Linked DNA regions of Mus musculus: all the other regions are linked to region 1. The links are chromatin loops, found by intact Hi-C in ENCODE. Cell type or tissue: heart. All regions are shown on one strand.

Region 1 (8,000 bases):
ACTCATGGGGATTGCAAACCACAGAAAGCTATGGAGCTTCTAGAAGCTAACAGGGGTAGAAGACTAGCCCCTCTACTCTAGCCCCATCCCTGCCCATACTTGATTTGAGTGCTCTTCTGGGAAAAAAAATGTAACTTCTATATTTCAACTAACATTTGTGACAATTTGTAATGTTAGCAACATAACAGGTACTGAGAAGCTAAACTCCAAGGCCACTGTGTCTCTCCCATCCCTCCTTCCTGTTCTTTCCATCTGCTGTGGAATGAATCTTTTCAACAGTTCTCATGCGGAAGCCTCAAGCATCTGGAGACAGCATCATGCCAGACAGTTAAGGTACTAGGTCCTGTGGGCGGGCTCTAATCCAACATGACTGACATCCCGCAAGTAAAGAACACTACGCCACAGGATCAAGTTACAGAGCAAGATGGTGAGAGGACAACACGAAAGAGAACCTCTACAGGCCCAGCAGCCAGGCCTCAGAAGATAGCCCTGCAGAGATCTCCATGTTGGGCTTGTAGCCTCCTGAAGTATGAGGGAGCCAACTTATATGACTTATATTGATGAAGCTCAAGTCTGATTGATGTATCAGATTTCAAGCAGAGGTGAAACTCTACCTCCCTTTCCAAAATGCCTGATTGGACCAGCTCACAGCACAACCCTTGTCTGGGAATACCTCCCAGCTGAGTTGTTTAGCCAGGACCACAAGCCTAGTGCCTACAGGGCCAGGCAGGGAATAGGTTAGTGTGAGGAATGGTGTTTGTGGGTTAAATCTAAGCAGCCTCCCTTACCTTGTGCTGGCTGCCAGTGTTCCTGTTGGTGTCTATCTTTCTCCGAGTTCATGAAGGGTAGGTATATGAAACAGCTCTCTTTCTTCCTGACTGTGCTACGGAAAGCAACAACCTTGGCGGGAGAGGCATTGCCTTGGCCCTGTGTGCAAGAGCCCATGCAGAGAGACAGTGAGGTGAGCTGGCTATGCAGACCCTGTCCCTGCCAGGGGCACAGCTGCTGCTTGGCTCCAGACACTTGTCACCAGAGGCAAGTGCAGGCTGAGGCCCGCCAGAGTCTTACAGTCTCTCAAATGAAGTGGGAATGTGGATTAGAAACAAGAAGACCTTAAACATTAGCAACTATATAAAAAATTTTTTTAAAGCAATTGCTGGCCACTTTGTACCTATTATGATGGCTACCATCAAAAAATGAAAAGAAGTAGAAGCTGGAACGTGCTGGCAAGGGTGAGGGGAAATTGGAATCCTGCGCTCGGCTGGTGGGAATATAACAGGAGGCAAGCCAATCTGAGAAACTGCGTGCCAGATTCTCCAAAGACTAAGAAGAATGGAGTGTGACTTAGCGACTTCAGCTCTGGGGATGGAGCCCCGTGTTTCTGAAAGCAGCGAGGATTTATTTGCATGCCTGTGTTCATAACAGGATTAGTCACAGGAGGTGTAAATACAGAAGCAGCCCCCATCTCTACTGCCAGACAAACAGGTAACAAGGTGTGGTGTACGTTTGCAAAATAGTATTACTTAGCCTTAAACGGGATTAAAATGTGGATACAGCCTTCGACACGGATGAGCTTAGAGGACTGCTCAGTGAGGTGTCAATCACAGAAGGCTACGTACTGTGTGTATGATGTTCTTAGGGTAATCATGGTCACAGAGATAGTTGAATGATGGTGGCCAGGGCGAGAGGGCAATGACAGACAGCTACTACTGAGTGGAGGTGGGGTTTTGGTTCTGCAGGATGGGAATGGGAGGTAGAGATGGTTGCCTAGCAACATGGATGTACAGAAAGCCACTGGACTCTACACCTTAAGATGGCCAGTTACTAAATCTTATGTTATAACACATAAGACAATTTGAAAGACAATGCTTGTGCTGGCCAAGATGCCCTTAAGGGCTTACACCATCATGGGCCCCAGTTTGTACCCCATGTTTCACACACACACACACACACACACACACACACACACACACACACACACACAGTAGTTTAACTACTTTCTAGCTTCTTCATGTGTTAGTGTCTTATGCAGCCAATTAGAAGATAAAATCTTCATGAATGTGGGAGCTGTGTCTTAAAGTTCTTCAGTGTTCTTCAGAAAAGTCACTCGGAGCAGGTCACAGACAGCTTTCCAAATATTAGCTCACACACATATCCATGCACACACACACATACACATAAACACACACATACATGTACTCACTAACCCATACTCAGTCACCAAATCCACATACAAGCACACACATTTGTGTACATGCACACATAGAGACAGGCACACACAGACACACATAGACATACACACAGACCTGCACAGACATACATACACACTGACACACATAGACACACACACACAATCACACATGCATGCTCACTAACCCATACTCACTCACATGCACATACAACCACACACATTTACATATATGCACATAGACATACACAGATACATACATACTCACGCTCACAAACCCACAGACACACGTGCAAACACACACAGATATACAAGCTTACACACACAGATACATACTTACACACAGACACACACTCACAGACACACAGATATATACATACAGACATACACACAAAGACACACACACACACACACACACACACCCCTATGTGTTAGAAAGGACCATGAAATCCTCAGAGTCTCAGCTCTGAGAGGAGATACCATGTAGTTTCAGGCAGGACACTGGAAACTCAGAGAATTCATCCTGGCAAGAATGAGGAGTCATGCTCAGAGAGCAGAGTGGGAAAGGGGCCCATGAGATGGGGTTTCACATTTGTCCAGGGTAATGAGCGGTGCTGAGCATGCTCACACAGAGAGTGTCAGGACTGGATTCGATCTCGAGATAAATCATTGAAAACTGGCACCCAAGAGCTGAGGGGAGGGCTCACAATAAAGTGCCTGCCAGGCGAGTGTGAACACTTGAGTTTCATCCCCAGCACCCACGTCAAATACATAAACAAACAAACAGCTCAGCAGGGCATGCTTGGTGAGTGGAGACAGGACTTCTCAGGGCTCTCTGGCCACATGATCCAGCTGAATTGGCAAAATCAAGGTTCACTGAGAGTCTGTCTCTAAAGAATAAGGTAGAGAGTATAGAAGGAGATAACCCAATATTGACTTCTGAACTCTACATACATGTATGTATACATGTGTGCATGTGTGGGTACTCATGCACAAGAGCATGTGTGCACACACACATGCATGCATGCACATATACACACTCATAAAAGAAAGGAAAAAAAAGAGAAAAGAAAAAGAAATCCTGGAAAGTGACAGGGGCTACTGATAAGACCCTGGAGAAGGCAGAAGGCCCTTTGCACAGCCCTACAGGGTTCCCATGCCTCTGTCTGGACACTGAGGAGCTTAGGATGAGAGCAGGAGCTGCTGTAGCCTTGGAGGGTTCAGGGAGGGATGGGATGCTGTGGCCCGTCAGAGCAGGTGGCCGGGAATCTGCTTCATTGTGGTGCGTACACACCCTGAGAATGGGGGCAAATCTTAGCTGCACCCAGTCAAGCTGACTGACCACAGGGCCAGCCTGGGTCCCTTGGCCCTTTCTCTAACCATTTCCAGGTTACCATCAGCCAATGGAGGCCTGGCTGAGGTCCCATCATCAAACCCACTGTGCTCTCTGGAGCCGCCTGGAGGAAATATCTAGAACTTCAGCTTGAACGATTCCAGACAAGGTACCAAGTACTCAGTAACCCATGGCAACCCCTAGAGGCTGCTAGAGCCTCAGCAATGAGGAGCTGTATCCCAAGGAACCTGCCAGTTCCCCTGAGATGGCCCAAGCTTGGTGATCTTAGGATGACCTTCAACAGTCTACATGCCACGGGAGGCTCGTGACAACAGTGTCAGAAGGGGACAGTGTCTACCCCTCTCACACTTCCCATGGTGAGAGCCATGGTAGAAGGAATGGTACGAACAAAGGCGTAACTTCTCCAGTAGCCAACGGCTGTGGAGATCCCTCCATGTGCTTACGTAGTATACCCAGTTTTTAGCATGGAGTCCCTAAACTGCAAGTTCAGAAGTCACTAACCAGCTGTGATGGGTAAAGTCTCTTCAGGCCTGGACAATACTATCAGTAGGTCTCCCTTGGGGCAGCTTGGGTAAAGGTAGAGGGAAGAATGTCTTTTGGTTACCTCGTGGTTATTAATCTGGGAGATTCTGGGTGGTTGGTTCCAGGGTTTTGTACTTGATGATAGCGGCTCAATTCTTTTTTCTAAACCTTGATCATTGGTAAAGACACCAGGATCCTATAGGGCTGCCACCAGTTGGACTCAAATCAGTCTATACTTCTTAACATAGGTGGGGCACTTTCAAAGGACCCTGTCACTTACATGAACCTCCAGGACCTCTAGCCTCTTCCTTGTCTAAACCTTGGCTTTCTGCCTCCTTTGTAAGTGGCTAGCAGTCAGACACTGGAAACAGACAGCTTTAGCCAAGCCCTTGTGAGCTTCTTAGCTCCATTATCATACCTACACCCTGGACTTTGAACCTCAGCAAGTGGAGTTCATCATGTTTCTTAGGAGATAGGGCAACCAATTAAGGGTTCCACGGGTCTTGAGTAGGGCTCCTAGTGGGTCTCTGAAGGTAGGGATGGGTGGAATGGAGGCCATAAGACACCAGTTAACTAACTGACTCTGGATGCCAAAGTTTTTAAGTTCAGACTCCATTTTAGAGAGCCTGGCCTAAGTTTGAACTCCACTGGTCTCCAAGTTGCCCCCGCAACAAAACCTGGGCCTAGCTTCAGTCTCTAGGCTAATCCCCAACAAGACCAGCGTTTCCAGGTTACACTTTCAACAAGACCAGTATCTCCAGGTTGTTCCCTCAACAAACCTGCATGCCCAGGTTACAAGTCCACTCCTTGCCTAACGATCACCAATGCAGAGGGGAACAGAAGTTAAGTTTATGATATGACTCCCAGCACCAGCCAATTATGTTAAAGGCCACAGGAGCTTTCCAATTTGATGCTTGCACACATCTTCCCTGCTTGTGTTTACTATAAAGCCTTGCCCCGATAGACATTTGGGGCTTCCCCACCACCAGAACTGCCATGCGTGTCGGTAGTGAGCTGAGGGGCCTGAGCTAGCTTGAATAGAGTAAAGACCCTGCTGTAAGTTGCATCCAATCATCTCCTGTCTGTTTTTTGGGGGGGATTACTAATATTTCCCTGGCACAACACCTCCAGGAGAGAAAGAAGGACCCTCGTCCCCGAGCCTCATGCATGGTCTTTATATTTTACTTGTGAGCTAGCATTTAACCATCTATTCTCTGAGTCCTGCTTACATTCTAACTCTCACTCTCAGGGTCAAAGCAGTGCGTACTGGGGAAACTGGACATCTGTTCCCCTTATCCACCCCACAGAGCCCTTCCTCCCTCATCGTTACTCAAAACAAGCAACGAAGCTACAGGGACCTGTGAGAGAAAGGTATTTTTGACTTGGAGGTGTTTGGGGGTGACCATTCTAAAATTCCTCCCGAAAAATTATTGGAAGCACCGATTTATATCACAAAACAAAGATGTTGGGGATGTAGCTTAGTGGTAAGAACTTGCTTAATATGCCCCAGTATAATAATAATAATAATAGCAGTCATAATGATGATGATAATAACAATAACAGTAATAATCCAAAAAAGATAAATGAAGATGGATCTTGTTCAAACAGATGGGCATAATATCAGTTGAACATGTCATAGGGAACAAAAACAAAAATGCTAAATAATTAATAATTTGTCTTTCCCACTAAAATATGTCCCTTGCACTAAAATAGCTGCCTTGAGGTTGACACATCAACATGTCATAGATTTGTTCCGACTGTTTTCTCCTTCATCCCTTCGGTAGCAGATGTTTTGTGATGCAATTAGCCAGGGCTTATGTAGGACAGACATTTCTGTGACCTCATCATGGCACTGGCAGGTGATTGGCAGCACTGATTCAGCTGCTCTATGGGGCTGATAGGCAAGTGGCTTCTGTCGGTCTTCCCACTGCCATCCCCAGAACATGGGTTTTATTATTTTAGCCGTGACAGCTGTTATCTTTCGGTGGCAACGTGGCTAGCATGGTGGCAGGCATTATACTCACACAGGAAGAGGACCAGAACAGACAGGCACTGGTTTGGAACCACTCAAGAGAGAGTGGAAACAGGGCAAACATAGTGTGGCCAAGATGGCGAGTGGCAGTTCTGAGATGTAATTGGGAGGTAGTACTGACTGGGTCTGAGGTGGGCAATGGTGAGGGCTCCAGCTTCCAGTCTGGATAGGTGGAGGTATACGAAAACACCAGAGGTAAGGGGAAAGACTTTGATGTTTTCAGCCTAAGGCTATGCATGGCAGAGATGTTATACAGAAATTAGAAGTATGGAGTTGAGTAACTGCACACCACTTTAATCCCCAAATTCAGTAAGCAGAGGCAGGGGCATCTCTGTGAGTTCCAGGCTGGGAACCAGTCAGCCTGGTCTACACATTGAGTTCCAGGATAGCCGGGGCTACATTGACCCTGGAGAAAAGAGATGAGTGCTAATGATGAATTTATGTTTGGGTATCTGTCACACAGGCTGCTGCCGAATGCAAGGAGAGCTGGTGTAGAAAGCATATGCGGGGGTGGGGGCGGGGGTAGGGTGGGGGCTGGAGGGGCAGCTCACTTTGAAAAGGACGCTTCATGCAAGCAGGAGGACCTGAGTTTGGATCCCCAGAACCCACCCAGAAGCTGGACATGGCATCACACTTCTGTGACCCCAATGCAGGGACAGAGAGCCCTGGAGCCCAGGGGATGGCCAGTCTAGCCCAATTGCCCCAGCTTCAGTGAGGGAACTTGTCTCAAAAATAAAAATAAGTCAGTAAGTACGTGGGAGGCAGAGGCAGACAGATCTCTAAGTTCGAGGCTAGTCTGATCTATGAAGTGAGTTCCAGGACAGCCAGGGCTACATAGAGAAACCCTGTCTCAAAAAAAATCATGATGATGATGATGGTGGTGGTGGTGGTGGTGATGACAAAGATGATGGAGGGAAAGGAGGAGGAGGAGAAGAAGATAAAGATGGAGAATGATATCTAATATTTATCTCTGGCATCTCCTCTCTCTCTCTCTCTCTCTCTCTCTCTCTCTCTCTCTCTCTCTCTCACACACACACACACACACACACACACACACACACACACACACACACTGTAATGGAGTTGAGAGAGTCACAGAACCCTGAAGAGGGATGGAGAGGTAGGAGACCCAGAAAGGAAGCTCCCTGTGAGGGGACAAACAAGATCTCAAGGGGCAAGAAGAAGCCAGCAGCATCAACTGATTTAGAAATCAAAGTACATAGTTTGTGAAACACCGTACCCACTCAAGCAGTGAGGTGACTGATGATCTCATTGGGATCAGTTCATGGGTGGAGACACCATTTTAGTTTATAGTGGCTCGAAGTGTCTTAGGAAATAAGGAAGTGAAAATGTTCTAGAGATGTGTTGCAGGGCGGGGTGCTTATGTGACCCAGCTCTGGTCCAAGGTCACAGGTTGGTTTTGGGGAGGGACTTCCTTCTCTCTCTGTAATAAGTACAGAGAGAGCAGCAGCTGCAATTATGTGTTTGGGTGAGCTAGGATGCACAACCTAGATCTGGGGTGACCATCTCGTAGCCAGGCTGGGCAAACATTGCCATGGCGTGGCCAGGTTGGGAAACACTGCTGCTATGAGGCCAGTGGAGAAAAGGATGGATACAGATGAGCTTGGCCCTCGCCTCAGTGAAATAGGGCTTCACCAGGTCTGAAGGTTCAACGTGGGGAGAAGCACAGATCCCCACGCTTACTCCATGTTGACTCTAAGAGGAACGGCTGTACTGACAACAGCTCACAAGCTGTCCACAGTCAACCTGCTGCTGCTGTCTCTCTCATCCCTGGGAACTCCCCAGGACATAAAACACACCTGGACAAAAACTCTGCCAGATCCATGACTTCATCTTGGGAAACAGGCTGAGATCACTTTTGGTAGTAAACACAGACACAGTTC
Region 2 (8,000 bases), 180 kb after region 1:
AAACACACACACACAAACACACACAAACAAACACACACATGCACACACAAACACACATATGCACACTCATATGCATGCAAACACATACATACACACATGCACACACATATACACATATGTGCACACACATAAGCACACATGCACACACAAACACACATACATGCCCACCCACACACATACATACACAGGTACATACATATGCACACATGCACACATACACACATGCACACCCAAACATACATGCATGCACACACATCCATACACAGGTACATACATATATACACATACACAAACACACATACATGCACACATACATACACATATGCACATACAAACACACATGTGGGGGTGATGAGGAAAGAACAGGTTGCCACCCTTCCTGAGTCTTCTGAAACAGACATGTGATTGCTTTGGGGGCAGTTCTAGACAACACAGGAATTCCTGGAAGTTCAACTAAGGAGAGAACAATCCCATTTCCCCCCACGCCCCCAGAGTCATCCAACACTGGCTCTATTTCTAGGCATGCGTGTACACAGAGGCTCACAGATTATGCTGCTGACCCGTGGCAGCAACAGTTGTTCAGCTGACCAGAGCTCTAGTTTGTTTTCCCAGGTCTGATTTCTTTTCCAGCCACCCTGGAAAAGAATAACCGGATGATCGACACAAAAGCCTTTTCTATTGGGCTGGGCCAAGTGGTCCAGATCCCCCCCCCACCCCCACCCCCCATCAGCTTCTTTCATGTGCATCCTTCTTTCTGCCTTTCTGACGCCACAGCAAGTGAACAGCTCTCCTGAGCAGCCCTCGGACCCAGGAGACCTAGGTCTGCCACACGGGAGCAATGTTAGTCGCCTCAGTGCTCAGAGTGCCGTCAAGGCCAGGGACAGTGCTGTGAGTGAGGTGGGTCCTGGATACACACACACACACACACACACACACTGAGAGAGAGAGAGAGAGAGAGAGAGAGAGAGAGAGAGAGAGAGAGAGAGAGAGAGAGAGATACACACACCAGACTTCAGAATTCGTCATTTGAAAAAGGCAATAATATATATAATATTGCTGAGGCCTACCACACTGACATTTCTTCCACAACAGCGCGTATGATTATTCTCACCAAGGTCTAAATAAGGCCTGGAAGCCATCATGCACCCCCTCTGGTCAGACCCTGCAAGTCCTTTAACTCAGAGCAGGTTGGAACCTACCAAAGTGAAGAAGAAACGTGGGTTTTCAAGAGCTTTTGGGTTTTAGAACTGCAGAAAAGTGAACTGTAGGTTTGTAACAATGGCCATCTCACAAACATGCTGTTCCGGGCATGGTTCCACGTTTCCAGTAGACCATCCTCGGTCTACAGTGTACATCCTCGGCCTGACATATCATATACTGTATAATATATTTAACGTGAGAAATCTCAATCCTCAAGACAATCCCACAATGCATCACGGTTGTCCCATAGAGTGTCCAGTGAGCACACGGAGAAGAGACAACAGAACATAAAACCGGTTACTGACTAAGTGAAATGTAAACATACACGGGCTACACAGAGCCGGGAGGGTGGATACAGCTGGACACACATCTGCTAAGGTGGCCCGGGCACTTCCTCTAGACCTGCCTGTCTCTGTGGTCCTTTCCAGCATTGCTTCTGCACAGCCTCAGAGTTTGCAGATAGAACACTAAGGTGTAGACTCCTTCCCAGGGACCCAGAGGCAGGAGAGGGACAGGTTCAGACCAAAATCATGGCTACAACAATCCCCTGGGGAGTTGGGACCAGGAACTGCAACCACTCTCTTTCAAGGTCCCTCCTTGGTCTGTAAAATGTGAATGTGGTCCGGGTGGGATTACAGAATAGCCACACAGAGCCTACATGTTTAAACACACCAGGAGGCCTAATTTGTAGGAGTTTTCTCTTTACATAAAACATGCTATACATGCGGACAGTGGTCTGCTGAGACACTCTGCAGCTGACATACAATGGAGTGTGACAAGAGTCATTTGGATACATGTATGTAATATATGTTTTTTCTCTTCTATAGTAAGGACCCAGATTTCTATTTGATAACTGGTATTCCTGTTAGCTGCTGTAGCTCTGCAGTATACACACATGAGCTTGCTCAGTGGGCGTGCATGCACACACACACACACACCCGTATGTATACACTCACATACATCCATACACACACATTAATCTCATTTATTTTTACATTACTTATTGGTTACCATTTGGATTATTAATACAAGCTGATGTGGCAAATAAAAAAATTAACTGGTGCTTACTTGGGCCAGGCCCTTAGTAAACAGATAGTAGTCAAGGCAGACACGATTCACATCCTTCGAGCACACACAGTTGCAGTAGAGAGCAAAATCAAAACAGCAAGTGTTACTAACCAAGGACCAGGAGGGTAGCAGAGAGAGAACTGTGCACTGGGCTTCAACCAATTAGTGATCGGAACCGAAGTGGAACGAAAATTAATTTTACATGAGCTGCTTGAGTTTAATCCCAGTAAATTTGTATCATAAAACTGAACTATCGAGAAGGATTGCCAATATAACCATTAAAGAGAGGAACAGGGTCTCCATGTACATAGCCAGTCACTGACACATTGAACACGCCCACCCAGGCTCACGATTGTGATTAGCAGAAGATTAGCCCAATCTGCATACACATTATAAGTGTCTGATTAAATTGCTCAAGAGTGGAAAAACTAATAGGAGAGACTGTTTTATGTTTTTTTTTTTTTGCGTTTTTTTTTTTTCAGAATACAATCCCACCAATCCCTTGCCCCCGCTGCTCAGAGTCAAGGTTATCCAGTGAGAGCTGCACTTAGCTGAAAGTGGTTTGTAGAAGAGTGGTGGAGTGCATTTGAATGTCAAGAGCGGAAAGAGGAAAGAGCAGTGCTAAGGGGATTTTCGCAGCAGTAAACAGGGCAAGTACTCAGCCGGCTGGTGGGAATATGGAGGACCCCTGAGGGTGGGGTTCACTAACCTTCATTCCTTCTTTTCTCATTAACATCATCCCGATTTTATTCAGGATGCTAATATGCCTTGTTCAATATACTCTTCTCGGCCCCCTTGAAGTTGCCGATGGCCATGTACGATGGTTCTGGTGAAGGAAAAAAATAAACCCGAGTAAACATCTGTTTTGTTATTTCCTAATAAAAGAAGATACAGTTGATGAGGAAAGCTCTTCCCACCCCTTTCAACATAGACCCAATGGCTGGGACTTAAGCCACCTGGTATTACCATGACAACGGAAACCAGAGTGTTGAGTGGCTCTGATGAGGATCTGAACTAGCCTATCTCCAGATCTGCCATCACGTTAGAGAAATACACCCCTGCTTGTTTCAGTCACTGTTCTTGGACTTTTCTGTGGTTTGCAACCAAACGTTCCCAACAGAGCATCCAGGACAGAAGGTTATACTTGAGAGTCTGAACCTTAGGCAACGTCACCATAGAGACTGAGCATCCTCCACAATTAGCAATGTGTGTGGGTACCAGGAAGCAACCAGTCTGTTGCACCATGAAATGTGGACCAGCATGGGATGCCAAAGCAGGATGGCCGCCGAGGCTGCCGGTTGTTCTGGGGCACACACACTCCACCTTCTCTTCCACCAGCTGAATCCTGAGTTTGTTCCCACACGGCACACACGTGTCCTTCTCCAGCCTTACATACAAGAACTCCCCATTTCAGACACCTTGGCAAAGACCAGTGAAAGATGGGTAAGTTGATCTAGAACCTGCCCACTGTGGAGACAGCTCAGCTGTTTCTAGCTCCACCCAAGAGGCAGGAGATTGCCGTATGGAACACAGACAGGCATGTGATCGGCTGCCTTTAGATCATGTTCAATTATGTTATCAGCACCTTCTGGCTCTTTGGTCCCCAGTTAAGCCTTCCCTTGGAGATATATATATATATATATATATATATATATATATATATATATATCCACACACATACATGTATGTGTATATACATACATACATATATATATGTATATACATACATTTGTGTATACATACACACACTTGTTGTGTATTGTTATAAGGTGGATATACATGTTCATGTGAGTTGTCCCAGTTATGGTTACTATTGCTACGTTGAGATACCATGACATAGCATATATTGCTATGTATACTATGTATGATCAAAAGCAACTTGGGGATTTATTTTGCTTACATGCCATAGTCCATTGAGGGAAGTCACAGCAGGAACTCAAACTAGGCAGGAACCTGGAGGCAGAACCTGGCAGAGGCCATGGAGGAGTAGTGGTTACTAGCTTGCTCTTCATGGCTTGCTCAGCCTGCTTTCTTATGGAACCCAGGACCACTAGCCCAAGGGTGGCCCAAACCATCCTACAGCCCAATCTTATAAAGGCAGTGTTTTGTTTTGTTTTGTTTTGTTTTGTTTTGTTTTGTTTTATTAAGGTTCCCTCCTCTCAGATGACTATAGCTTCTGCTAAGTTGACATAAAATTAACCAGTGCATAGGTATATAAGTGTATGTGTGACTGTATGTGCACATGTGTATTGTGCATGTGTGTAGAGGTCAATGTCATATAATTTCTTCAATTACTCTCCGTGTTTGCCTATTTCTTTTAAAAGACTGTGTGCGTGTGTACACATATGTGCATCTGTGCCTGTGTGTGTGTGTGTGTGTGTGTGTGTGTGTGTGTGTGTGTGTGTGCCTGAAAGAAGATGATAGAAGGTATCTAGGAGCTGGAGTTACAGGTGGTTATGAGCTGTGGGCACTGGGAAATGAAGCCAACTCCTCTGTCAGAGCAGCAGGCTCTCCTAAGCACTGAGCTGGCTCTCCGGCTCCTCACCTTTATTTTTGAGACAGGATTTTTCACCAAACCTGACGCTTATGAATTTGGCCGGGCCAGCTGGCCAATGATCTTCAGGGATCTGCCTGCCCCCATCTGGTGCCAGCATGGGCATTGCAGGCTTTTTTTTTTTTTTTTTTTTTTTTTAAATAGGACAAACTGAATAAGAGTCCCCATATTACAGTTTGGATCTCTGAGAGCAGGGTACATTTAGAAACTATAAATGGTTCATGAAGGTCTAATATAAAATTACATAGAAGGGCAGGGGAGCATTTTGTAGATCATATATCAAAGCGTGTGTGAGACTTTCTTTCCAACGGCCATGAGGAGCCACCGAGGGAGTACAAACGAGCGGCTGCCATAAACCAGATCTTTTATTTAGAGACATCACAGGGCTACACTCTGGGAAAGCACACTACAAGGTGGCGCAGGGCCAGTACCACTGGTAAGAAACCAGGCAGCCCTGAGTTAGAGTCACGGCAGAAGGCATATTTGAGTCTTTAGCAAAAGGGTTTAATGACAGATTGGATCTAAGGGGTAAGGAGCAAGGAATTATAGTAATTCCCAGATCTGATGGGTGGTTCGCTGTGCTGCCCATCGGAAGCAGAAATGCAAGAGGGTCGGGAGGGCTGAGAGACATGTGACCTTGTGCACCATGGGACAGTTTCTGGGGGTGATCACCAGGCAATGGGTCAGGCAGCGGATCAGAGCGGTTAACTATTCTGAAAGCACTGAGGCCAGCCAATGGAAAGGCACAAAGTAAAAAAGATGCCAGAGCGGAACCTCCGGGGAAACCCAGGAGTCAGGAATGGTCTCCTTCCTCCATGAAGGAGAAAATGACGTGGCTGGAGAAGCAGGAAGCAAGCCACAGAGGGGGCGCTATCACGGGTTAGTAAGAAAAGTCTCCCACAGGTGGGTCTTTATCAAAGACCCTCGGCAAGTGGTGTTATAACGGACAGACCGACGGACAGGGTCTGGAAACCAGCAGGGAGGGCCCAGCTGGAGAAAGGAAGTCCCTTGAAGGGGACTTCCTCATCTCCTGGTCTCTTCCTCATGCTCCAGTCCCTGTCTGAGATGAGTTCAAAGCCCTCTCTACTCACATTGTCACTGCACCGTTAGCCCCAAATCAACAGATCCAAGTCCTATGGACCCGGGCACCAAAACAAACTTGGGCTGTTTATGTCAGAGATTTAGTAATAAGCATATAACAGTAAGTAACACAAGTTGGGTAGGAGAGCATGGTGGGAAGTGCAGCCAGGACCACTCTAAAGGACTGAACGCTGACATCCTCGATGTCACAGAGCTCTGCTCATGGTTAGGACCTTAAGAAGGACAGAGGCCACCTTTGGGCTTGAACTCTTGAAAGGCAGAGGTGAGTCCGACCTGTGAGAGTTACAGCATGCCACTTGTCCCCATATTACAGTTCAGATCTCACACCAGAAAGTCTTCACCTCCAGCCTGTGAGAGGCGCGGCTTTGTAGGAAATGTTTGCATCCGAGCTTCTCCTCTTTGTTGCTCCTGGCCACCAAGTGGTGAGCATCTTTACACCTGTCATGCTCCCAACCTGATCTTCCTCGGCTCCAGAGGCCCCCAAATCATAGACCCAAATGACCACATAGCGAAGGTTCTAAAGCTATGAGCGTGGTTCAGCTTCTCCTCGACCGATTTCATCGGTCATTGTGTTGGAGCAGCAGACAGCGGAGTACCACGCCCTGCCTTGTGGATTGGGAAGTGGAACTGAGAGGCTGGGAAGGCTTCCACGCTGGCGACCGATTCTTTAATGCCACGGCTGCGTCTACTCGGTGTGTCTTACTTAGAAATATAAATTCCCAAAATATATCCAGCAGGGGGGCGAGAGCTACAAAAGGCTGGATTACCTGACAGGATGAAGAATGTGCTAAATGAAGATACAACAGGAGGCTGTGGGAGCTCAGGAGAAGGGGAGATTAATTTCGGCTGGGTGGAAAAGCGTCTTTTCCAGAAGGCAGGTGGCATCTGAGCTGGCACTTTAAGGACTGGGCTGCTTTCATAGAGAAGGAAAAGAGTGCTCTCTAGCTGAAGAAAGGGAGCCAGCAAACACACACACACACACACACACACACACACACACACACACACACACACACACACACACACACACACAAAGTAAAGGGAGCCCCAGAGAAATGGAAGCAGTCTGGCTTCTGTCCCTATTCAGCGGGTTAACTCTTGTGTGTCCCCACCTCTCTAGAGTCAGGAAGCCGCCTTGCCCTGCAGCTGCCCCACCACGGCCCCTCCCACTCTGTGCGGAAACTGTTGATTGGCCTGCATCTCTCACCAGACATTTGCAATTGTGTTTCTCTGTACTTCCTGTGCCTGGCACAAAGCCTGGGTCCGCCAAGAGCTCAAAGCTGTTTCTCCCAGCTCTGGCAGAGAGTCTGGGGTAAGGGGAGGAGCCCAGGAGACCCGGGAGGAAGCCGCCTTTCCATTAGGTAGGGTGGGGTCTGTGGTGGGGTAGATGCTGATAGTTCGGCTTAGAGTGATGACTCACAGGCGTGAGAAGAGTAGAACTTTTTAAAGAGTTAAACTGACATATGCATAATATAAAGTTTAACAATTTAGGCTCTGGGGAGATGGCTCAGTGGTTAAGTAAGAGGACTGGATGCTTGCTTTCCCAGAGGGCTCCAGGTTCAGTTCCCAGCACCAACATGGCAGCTCTCAGCCTTCAGTAACTCCAGTTCCAGGGGATCCAACACCCTCTTCTCTTCCTCACATAGCAGGCATATGGTGCACAAATATCTGTGCAAGCAAAATACCCATACGCAAAAATTAGATTAAATTTAAAAAAAAACTAAAGTTTACATTTTAGCCATTTTTAAGCGTACACTTCAGACGTACATTCATGTTGTTGCACCGCGGTTAGCATCATGTATCTCAAGCTTATTCTTCAACCCAAACAAACAAGCTCCACCTCCCCCAAACCACACCCATCTCCCTTTCAGGGCCATGGCAACCACCATTTTATTTCTGTTTCTACCACTGTTATGATTCCAGGTACTTTATACAGTAGGATCATATGACATTTGTTCTCTTGAGAATAATATGTACTTTAACGTGCTTTAAACTAATCAACACACTACTAAATTATCTCCGCAGCTGTTGATGGGAGCAAGCATGTATGAGTTGCATGGTGAGCCTATATCGGATG
Region 3 (8,000 bases), 400 kb after region 1:
AGCAAGGTGTAGTGGTACGAGCATTTATCCCAGGACAGGGAGCAGTGGCAGTGGTGGGTGATCTCTGTCAGGTTGTTCCAGGCCAGGCGGAGGAGCCCTGGAGAGATGGCTCAGCAGGTGACAGTGCCTCTTGCTGCTGCAGAGGACCCCATCCCATACCCAGCCCCTACATGGAGGTTCACCACTGTCTGTAACTCCAGGGAATACGGCATCCTCTCCTAGCCTCTAAGTTAGAAGGTGCACTTACATATATGCAGACAGATCAGTTTTACATTTAAAATAAAAATAATTTTAAAAGACACAAAGAGGTGCCATTTTTGCATTAAGTACTTAAATGATCATTATATCTAAACACAGTGATTGCTTCAAAGAAAATATATCTATCTTCATTCAACAAACATTTATCTATAAGCTACTATGTGCTAGGAAGTTTTTTAGGACAGTATTTCAAGAATCAGACAAGAAATTAAAAATGCACAATAAGCCGGGCGTGGTGGTGCACGCCTTTAATCCCAGCACTTGGGAGGCAGAGGCAGGCGGATTTTTGAGTTTGAGGCCAGCCTGGTCTACAGAGTGAGTTCCAGGACAGCTAGGGCTATACAGAAAACCCTGTCTTGAAAAACCAAAAAAAAAAACCCCCAAAAAACCAAAAAAACCAAAAAAACCCAAAAAAACCAAAAAACCAAAACCAAAAAAACCCACAATAAATGCTAAGCATTTACCTAAGAATTTCATGATTTCATTTTTTTTTAACTATTAAAAACTCATTCTGAGTGAGGTAACCCAGACCCAGACATACAAATCTGGCCTTTGCATATATATCATGGCTTCCAGTTTGGTGTTTTTATGGGAGTGTGCAAACAAGTGGGTCTCTGTGTCTGTGTCTTGGGCTCTTTTCCTTCTCTTTGTTCGTCTTGCCCTATTCCGATGTGTTAGTTTCTGTTTTATCTTATTCTATTTTATTATTATACTTTAGAAGCCTGCTTGCTTTCTAATGAGAGACAGAAAGGGGGTGGTCAGGGAGGAGCTGGGAGGAGAGAGAAGGGAAACTGTAATCAGGATACACTATATGAGGGGGAAAAATCCATTTTCAATAAAAGGGAAAATGAAAACAAAGATGCTGGGCAGAGGCGTGGGTCAGTGGGGATGGCAGGGAGGGAGCTCGGGCTCATCCCTCCAGAGCAGCATGGGATGGAAGAATGGGAAGCCACACTTACTAAAGAAAGCATGTGAGCTATGGCGGCCTACACAAACAGCTCACATGGAGTTGTGCTCACAGTTTAAGAACATGACAGTCAGCGGCCACAGGGAAATGTAGGAGGACCATGCTCAGGGCCGGAATGCACAGAGATCATAGGAGCCTTACGGACCAAGTGAGGAGATGGAACCTGTTTTCTCACTATGAAAAGAACACAGGCCCAGCATGCGATTGCAGAAAAAGAAAAGAGGGGACTGGGGTAGAGCTCCGTGAGTGCTTGTCTCTCACACACAAGCTCCCAGGTTTGATTCTGAAAATTCAATCAAAATAATGAGCAAAACCTCCAAATATAACACAAAAGCACAGTAGTGGAACAAGAGTGAAGCTGACTAATCCCCAGTGGGACAGTCCTGGACTGGCACACACAGGCCCTAAATCCAATCCTCAGCACAGGAAATAACCAAAACCCAAAACCAACCACTAATACCCCACTAGGCAGGCAGCGGCAGCTGTCAAGAATGTAACCAGACCATTTCGGCTGTTGTTACCTGTGGCTTGGATTTGAGTAGAAGTCTCTGGTAGCAGTTTGCCATGTTTAAAGAGAAGCAGCAGGGCTGCAGAGAAGGCTCAGCTGGTGAGGCCTTGCCAGAAAGCCTGAGGCCCAAGTGGGATCTTAAAATGCACATAAAGATGGAAGGAGAGAACCAACTTCACCAGTTTGTTCTCTGGTCCCATATAGTCCTTGTAACACTCACCCAGCCCCTACCTCACAGCACCCCACTGTATACAAATAATAATGAACCCAATTTTAAAAAGAGAGCAGGGGAGGGGGTACAAAACGGTGGGTGGACATGTTATCAATGACACAAGTATGAAAACAGAACAGTTAATGATGAGGGCGACACATTAATAATAGTTTAAAAGGAAGCAAGGCAGGAAAAAGTAGTTGGCAGATCTTAGATGAGTTGAAATGACCCTTAAGTTCTGGCTTGAGTAATAAGAACTGCCTATGTGATCCGAACAGTGACTTGACACACGATTCCCTGGGCATTTGAAGGATTGGGGAAAATTAAATATATTAAATTTATAGATGTAACCTAACTAAAATGCTTAAAATAATGTAATGAACTAAATTTGTAAATAGATATAACTGTTTAGGAGAATTTAATCCTTTCCATTAGAGTTTATCAAACATTCATCAAGGAACAAAAGAAAATGATTATTCTTTATTTTTATGCAGAAAGTATTCAATTTACTAATCTTGTTATTCTGCTTATGAGCTAAGCCTCGAGGCTTAAGAAGAACTACAGTTTAAGATTTACAGCTGCAATAAATGGGATGTTAATTTTAAATACAAATTGCCATTGTACAACAGCCCCCAGCTAGGGGAACACTGACTAACAGGCAGAATGTTGCTGAGACGCAGGAAGTGTCTGTGAATGGGGGAGGAAACCACAAATCACTTGCATATGTCACAAATACAAATGCTTATTATTTATAACCACAAATGTTCTTCTACAGAGGATGTGACAGTAAACTAACATCTCTTCTCTCCACTGGGATTCTTAGGGGACAGAGGTAGCAGCTACACAGGAGGCTGAAGCAGGAGGATCCCATGAACCTACCAGTTCAGATCCAAACTAGGCAACACAACATGATCTCATCTCTCAAAAAGAACATATTCCTTTTCTAAAAAAGCCGACCTATATCCGTGGACCAGGTGAGGGGAATCCTAAGGGTGTCCGTTCAAAAGCCAAGGAATTCAGAGTGTATTTCTGGTTGCACTGTGTGCCTCTGGATTACCAAGGTTTCTCTAACAGTCACACCTCACAATCAGGCTTTGCTTTGTTTTGTGTCTTTGTGGAGTTCCAGAATGAAGCCAGGGCTCTGTGCAGGGAACACGAATGCTCTACCCCGAGCCACCCACCACTATTTACATCTCCTTCTCCCAGCCCGCCCACCTGTCTGACTATCTTTATGTCTTCTATAATCCCCACCTCCCTGGTACAAGGCACTCTGCAGCCCAGGCTGGTGGTATTTAGTCCAGGCCAGCCTTTAACTCCTGATTCTTCTTCTTTTTCCACTTCCCTACTACTGAGCATACAGACATGGACCACCACACCCACTGCATCTTTTCTATGTCTGTGAACAGCCTCACTCAGTGCTTTGATCCAATGAAGCACTCTTGACTTTCCTCTGCCTACCCCACCTCCTCCACACAAACCTGTCTATGGCTTTGTTCTTTAACAACAATAAAAACAAAAAAACTAGAAGACAGGCCAACAGGAGGGAAGAAGGGTGGGTGAGAGCGGGAGGAAGGGAGGGAGGGAGGGAGAAAGGGAGGGAGGGAGAGAGAGAGAGAGAAGGGAAGGGAGAGAGAGCGAGAAAGAGAGAGAGAGATTGATTTCAGTATACAAGGAGACATGAGTGCTCTACACTGAGGAAAAAGACATGTTAGCTATAAGTGAACAGAAGGTGCCACCAAGTGGAGGCATGGCATATATGCTGCAGAGAAAAATCCAAGCAAGCCATTAAACTACAATTTTTAAGCAAGTCAGGGTTCCAACACGTCAAATCAAAAACAGTAAATCTACTTCTACTGATACAAGAGACAACAATGACTTTATCCTACTTGCATGAAATAACCCAGCAGTCCACTTCTCCACACTCAGTAATACTCCAACCCTGCCAAGTTTTACGTAGCTACTCATGATTCATTTGGTCTTTATGTCAGCAACTCTATGCTCAGGCTAAGAGCTAGGGAATGATGGGTAATTTAACGATAAAAGTGAGGAGAGATAAAAGTGGTATAAAATATGTAGCATTTACTTAAGTAATACTTTGAGATTATTCTATATAAGCATTTAAACTAATACAAATACTAAGACATTTTAATCTTAGTAAAGAATTGTAGAATTGTATGACTCTGCCAGGTTGTACTCATCAGGTGCTGTAAACTCCTGGAGGGCACGTGTGCTTCCCTTCTCACAGGGACACAGCGCCAGTGCCTGACGTGCAGTAGGCCTCAGATGAATAGCAGTTGAAAGTCTTTGAGCAGAGTACTGTGCGGGGTAACAGACAGTAACATTTTCCTTTCAAGGCCCATGCAGCCCAGTGTCCTTCCAAGACATCCGCCACACTGGCACACACATCCCTTCTGCAGGTCCACGGGTGGACCGAGTGGCCATAACGGCGACTGGCAGACTGAAAGGAACAAAGCAAAGACAGGATCCATAAAGTGAACTTGCCACCCCACAAGATTAGGGAAGAGTAAGGGAAACTGACAAGATGACTAAAGATCTCTGATTCTATCAAAATTTACTAATGCCTCGGAAGAAAACCTGTCCCCAGGTGACATTACTCAGCTGCTGAGCAAGCTGCAAGACTGTCACAGGCCTTAGTGGCAGCTGCTGACTCAGAGCGGAGGACAGAGCCACCACCTGCAGCTGGGCAGCCTCACAGGTTCCTCACTGCGAGCTCTGCAGTCGGTCATGCAGCTGACAGCTCACTCAGCCATCCAGGAGCTGGGCTCCCTTACTCCCCAGACGACACAGCACACACTCAAGGGAGATGAGTGTCGTATCCAGCAGGTGCAGGAGCTGGCCTGTGATTAAAAGCTTCTTGCTCCTCGACAGCCAACATCTCTACAGACATAGGCTCAGTGCCAGAACTCCCATTCCCACAGGGAACACACACTATTCCCAAGCACACCTGAAGAGCAGGCATTTATGATTCCCCCCCAAGTCATATGCAACTTACCAATCGGAACTCAATTCCTAACAGTCCAGACAGAATATTCTTACCTGGTCTCCAGAGCAGCAAGCAAGGTGTGGCACGGAAGGTCGTCTTCTTTTAAATTACACAGTACACTAGCTAAAATTAAAATCCCAGGGAATTCCTGTGTCTAGCATCAATTTCTATCCTGACTGCCGATGAGTGCTCTCAGCTGTCACTCTCCAGACCCAACTGTGTCTACAAAAGAGAACTCCTGACTACCAAGCCTTCTCTGTCTTTCCTACCTTGGTAACTCTACTTCCAGTAACCCAGATCAAAGACCTCAAAATAAAAGACACAACAACAACAAAATTTTAAAATGAGCAAATGATCAGAACAGAATTTTGTTGTTGTTGTTTGAGACAAAGTCTTGCAACATAGTATAGGCTGGCCTGGAACTTTCTATGCTTCTCTCAGCCTATGGATCACTAGCACTACATATATGCCTCACCACATACCAGCTCCTTAGTGAACATTTCTTTTTCCCTTTAATTTAAAAGTTTTACCTATGTCTTAGTTTTGTTTCCAGTGAGAAAGCAACCTAGGGGCAAAAGGGCTGACTTGCCTCACTGCTCCAGGCCTCTTCTCTGGATCTGCCCCTTGGGCAATGCACATTGTTGGGGGGCTGGTGGGGGGGTTGCTTACTCCTAACAAGCCTGGCTTCTACCTAGAGAGGACTTGTTTTCTCCAGCTGTTGGCTCTTAGGTCTTGAGTTATTCCTGTGTAAAAGGACCCCCAATCACTGTGCAGTATAGCCTTCCCAAGCGAAGACTACAGCTCTGGGAAGGCCTGGGTCAGAGGTGCTCAGGGGAAACACCCAACTGCTAACCAAGAGTGCGAGCCACTGTTTGCCATGTTAGGCTGCTTGGTAACTTGTGCTTCGTGACTGGCAGCTAATACAACCCTAAGATGTAGCTTGTATTACTGGCTGCTGCTCTAGCAGTTACTGCTGCCTCCCAGACAACTAATATGCACAGCAGCTGCCCTGAGGCATTAGCCTAAAGCCTCAGCATCTTCCCTGAATCCACATAGCAACCAGAATACAAAAGCCATGAAGTGAGGTCACACTGAGAAGGAAACTATGGCAGTTTTACAGATACGTATGAGGATACCACAGTGAAACTCATCGCTCTGTATGCTCACACGGGAGGGGAGTCTATGGGACTGGCACAGAAGCACTTGCTTAGTTCCATACCAAGAGTTACCCAGCAGGTAGAGTGAGGAAAAGACACTGATGTGGACCATGGGAGATGGGACTGTAATGTGTGGTGTTAGGCAGGAAACAAGATGGGGAATATAAAACCACTAAAGGAATGTCCTGAGATAGTGTGGGTTCTGCAGCACGGTAAGGAAAGTGACAGTGAGTCACAAGAAGCCTTCTGGTCTTCATAGTCTTATGTATGAAAAAATTAAGCTTCCACGATGCTGGCCTCTAGTCCATATGCAGCAGTATGTTCCCAAACTAGATATACCCTAATTTATAATAAGTTATTGCTGAAAGTTACTAGCCATCTTGAGTCACTTTGCTGTTGAAGTCTTGTCTCTTCTGTAGGGACTCTACCTCTAGCCTGGCAATGTCTTGTCCTTTTCCTGTGTCTGTGTACACGCACATGAACGTGTATGCTGGTGCATGTGCCCATGGCAGTACATGTGGAGACCAGCAGTTGATATAAAGCTTTATCTTAAACTCACTCTCTTAGCTTCTGAGATCAGGTCTCACTGAACCTGAGCTACGCTGGCTGGCCAGCAGGCTCTGGGACTTTCTTGACTCTGAGTTCCCATGCTGGGAAGATGGGGCAGCCACACACTGGGCTTCCTGTGTATGTGCTGGGGATCCAAACTCGGCTCCTCAGGCTCGTACAAGGAGTACTTTACCCATCTGGTCATCTCTCTAGCTCCTGGCATTTTCTTAAAAGAACACAAAAATGACACCAAAGTTTGCCATGTCATTGAGTCCTCCATAAGGAATGTTCACGTAGTATCTGGTTCTGTTTGATAGTATTTACCCTCGGAAGACCCATCCCTCTCAAACCATGCTACCGCAGTATCAACTATGTAGATGCAAAAACCTATCTCTTTTGCTATTATCTCAGCAATGTTCACAGCATCATCACCAGGATACACTATCTCAAAAGATCCCCCTCTTGCTCAACCCATAAGCATCTCTGTATCCAGGAACACTTTAGAATGGAGTCAGAGCAGCATCTCAGGCTCTACCTCTAATTCTAGTCTCTTGCTCGTTGGACCACACCTTTAGTTACGGCTCCCTCTGGGGTCCTGAACCCCTCAAGGCCACTCATGAGGGCTGGAGTCAATGCTGATGATTTACATCCTCCCATGACTCATAACTGTTCTCAGCGATTCTGAATGGAGACTCCTTCCTAGGTTTTCAATTAACTGCTCCTGTCTATCAGAGGAATCTTGGGTGTAGTAGCTATAACTACTGGATATATTGTGTAAATAATGTCTTGAAAGTCAGATTACTCCTTGATCCAGGGTTTACATTGAGGGATGTGTGTTGGTGGGACTGTAAGCATTAATTTCCTTGTTCATCTCCCTCGGAGCGTTCAGTAAGTGTTGTCAGTCAGTGGCAATACTGGGAAGGATCTTCTCTTGTGAGCAGTTAGCCTCCACAGTGACAAAAGTCAGTCAGTTGTACACAGCAGTGCTGCTGCCTCTGCTCTCGCATTCCACTCACAGACCACAGGTCTTAGCACAATTCCTCAGAGCACAGGGTTTTGGAACAGCAAACAGCACTGACTTTAACCTGAAGCCATCAGCTGCATTAGCCTTGACAAAGGGAGCCACCCTTTGAACCCTGAGGCCAGGCATTGATGTCTCACTCAACCCCAGCTATGAAACTCCTGTGTAGAGGAATCTTTTTCCAATATCAGGCTGGCTCATCCACACTAAAACTCTCATTTGGCACAGCCAACGTCACCAGTGATTTCAGCTGCATGTCCTAGATAATTTGCTGCAGCTTCTACGCTGGTACCTGCTGTGTCACAGTGACTGTTATATCACAGAA

Evidence for each region. Hi-C counts contacts between places; a loop is a spot of excess contacts. Peaks named below come from ENCODE experiments on the same cell type or tissue, not always from the same donor. Only the 100,000 strongest peaks of a DNase experiment are listed, where the experiment ranks them.
Region 2: it touches region 1 in a loop (2.7-fold over the local background); 7 of 42 quality-filtered maps call a loop at or near these places.
Region 3: it touches region 1 in a loop (2.8-fold over the local background); 15 of 42 quality-filtered maps call a loop at or near these places.

Annotation. Positions count from the first base shown.
Region 1 is chr10:94,605,123-94,613,122 of GRCm38, reverse strand. Gm32898 (a long non-coding RNA gene) reads left to right here. Exons shown (of 5, transcript XR_001779842.1): 4 at 1-5,435. Among named protein-coding and RNA genes, the nearest start is that of Gm32898, 15 kb to the left of the region's middle. In heart, no CTCF peak of the experiment used is centred here; DNase peaks (open chromatin) are centred at 882, 3,702 and 7,482; H3K27ac peaks cover 334 bases.
Region 2 is chr10:94,425,617-94,433,616 of GRCm38, reverse strand. Gm32827 (a long non-coding RNA gene) reads left to right here and starts at 7,156. Exons shown (of 4, transcript XR_871962.3): 1 at 7,156-7,284. It also overlaps a transcript of Tmcc3 not described here. In heart, a CTCF peak has its summit at 4,898; DNase peaks (open chromatin) are centred at 506 and 7,136; H3K27ac peaks cover 189 bases.
Region 3 is chr10:94,206,580-94,214,579 of GRCm38, reverse strand. All of the region lies in intron 3 of Ndufa12 (NADH:ubiquinone oxidoreductase subunit A12), which reads right to left. Among named protein-coding and RNA genes, the nearest start is that of Ndufa12, 12 kb to the right of the region's middle. In heart, a CTCF peak has its summit at 3,696; no DNase peak of the experiment used is centred here.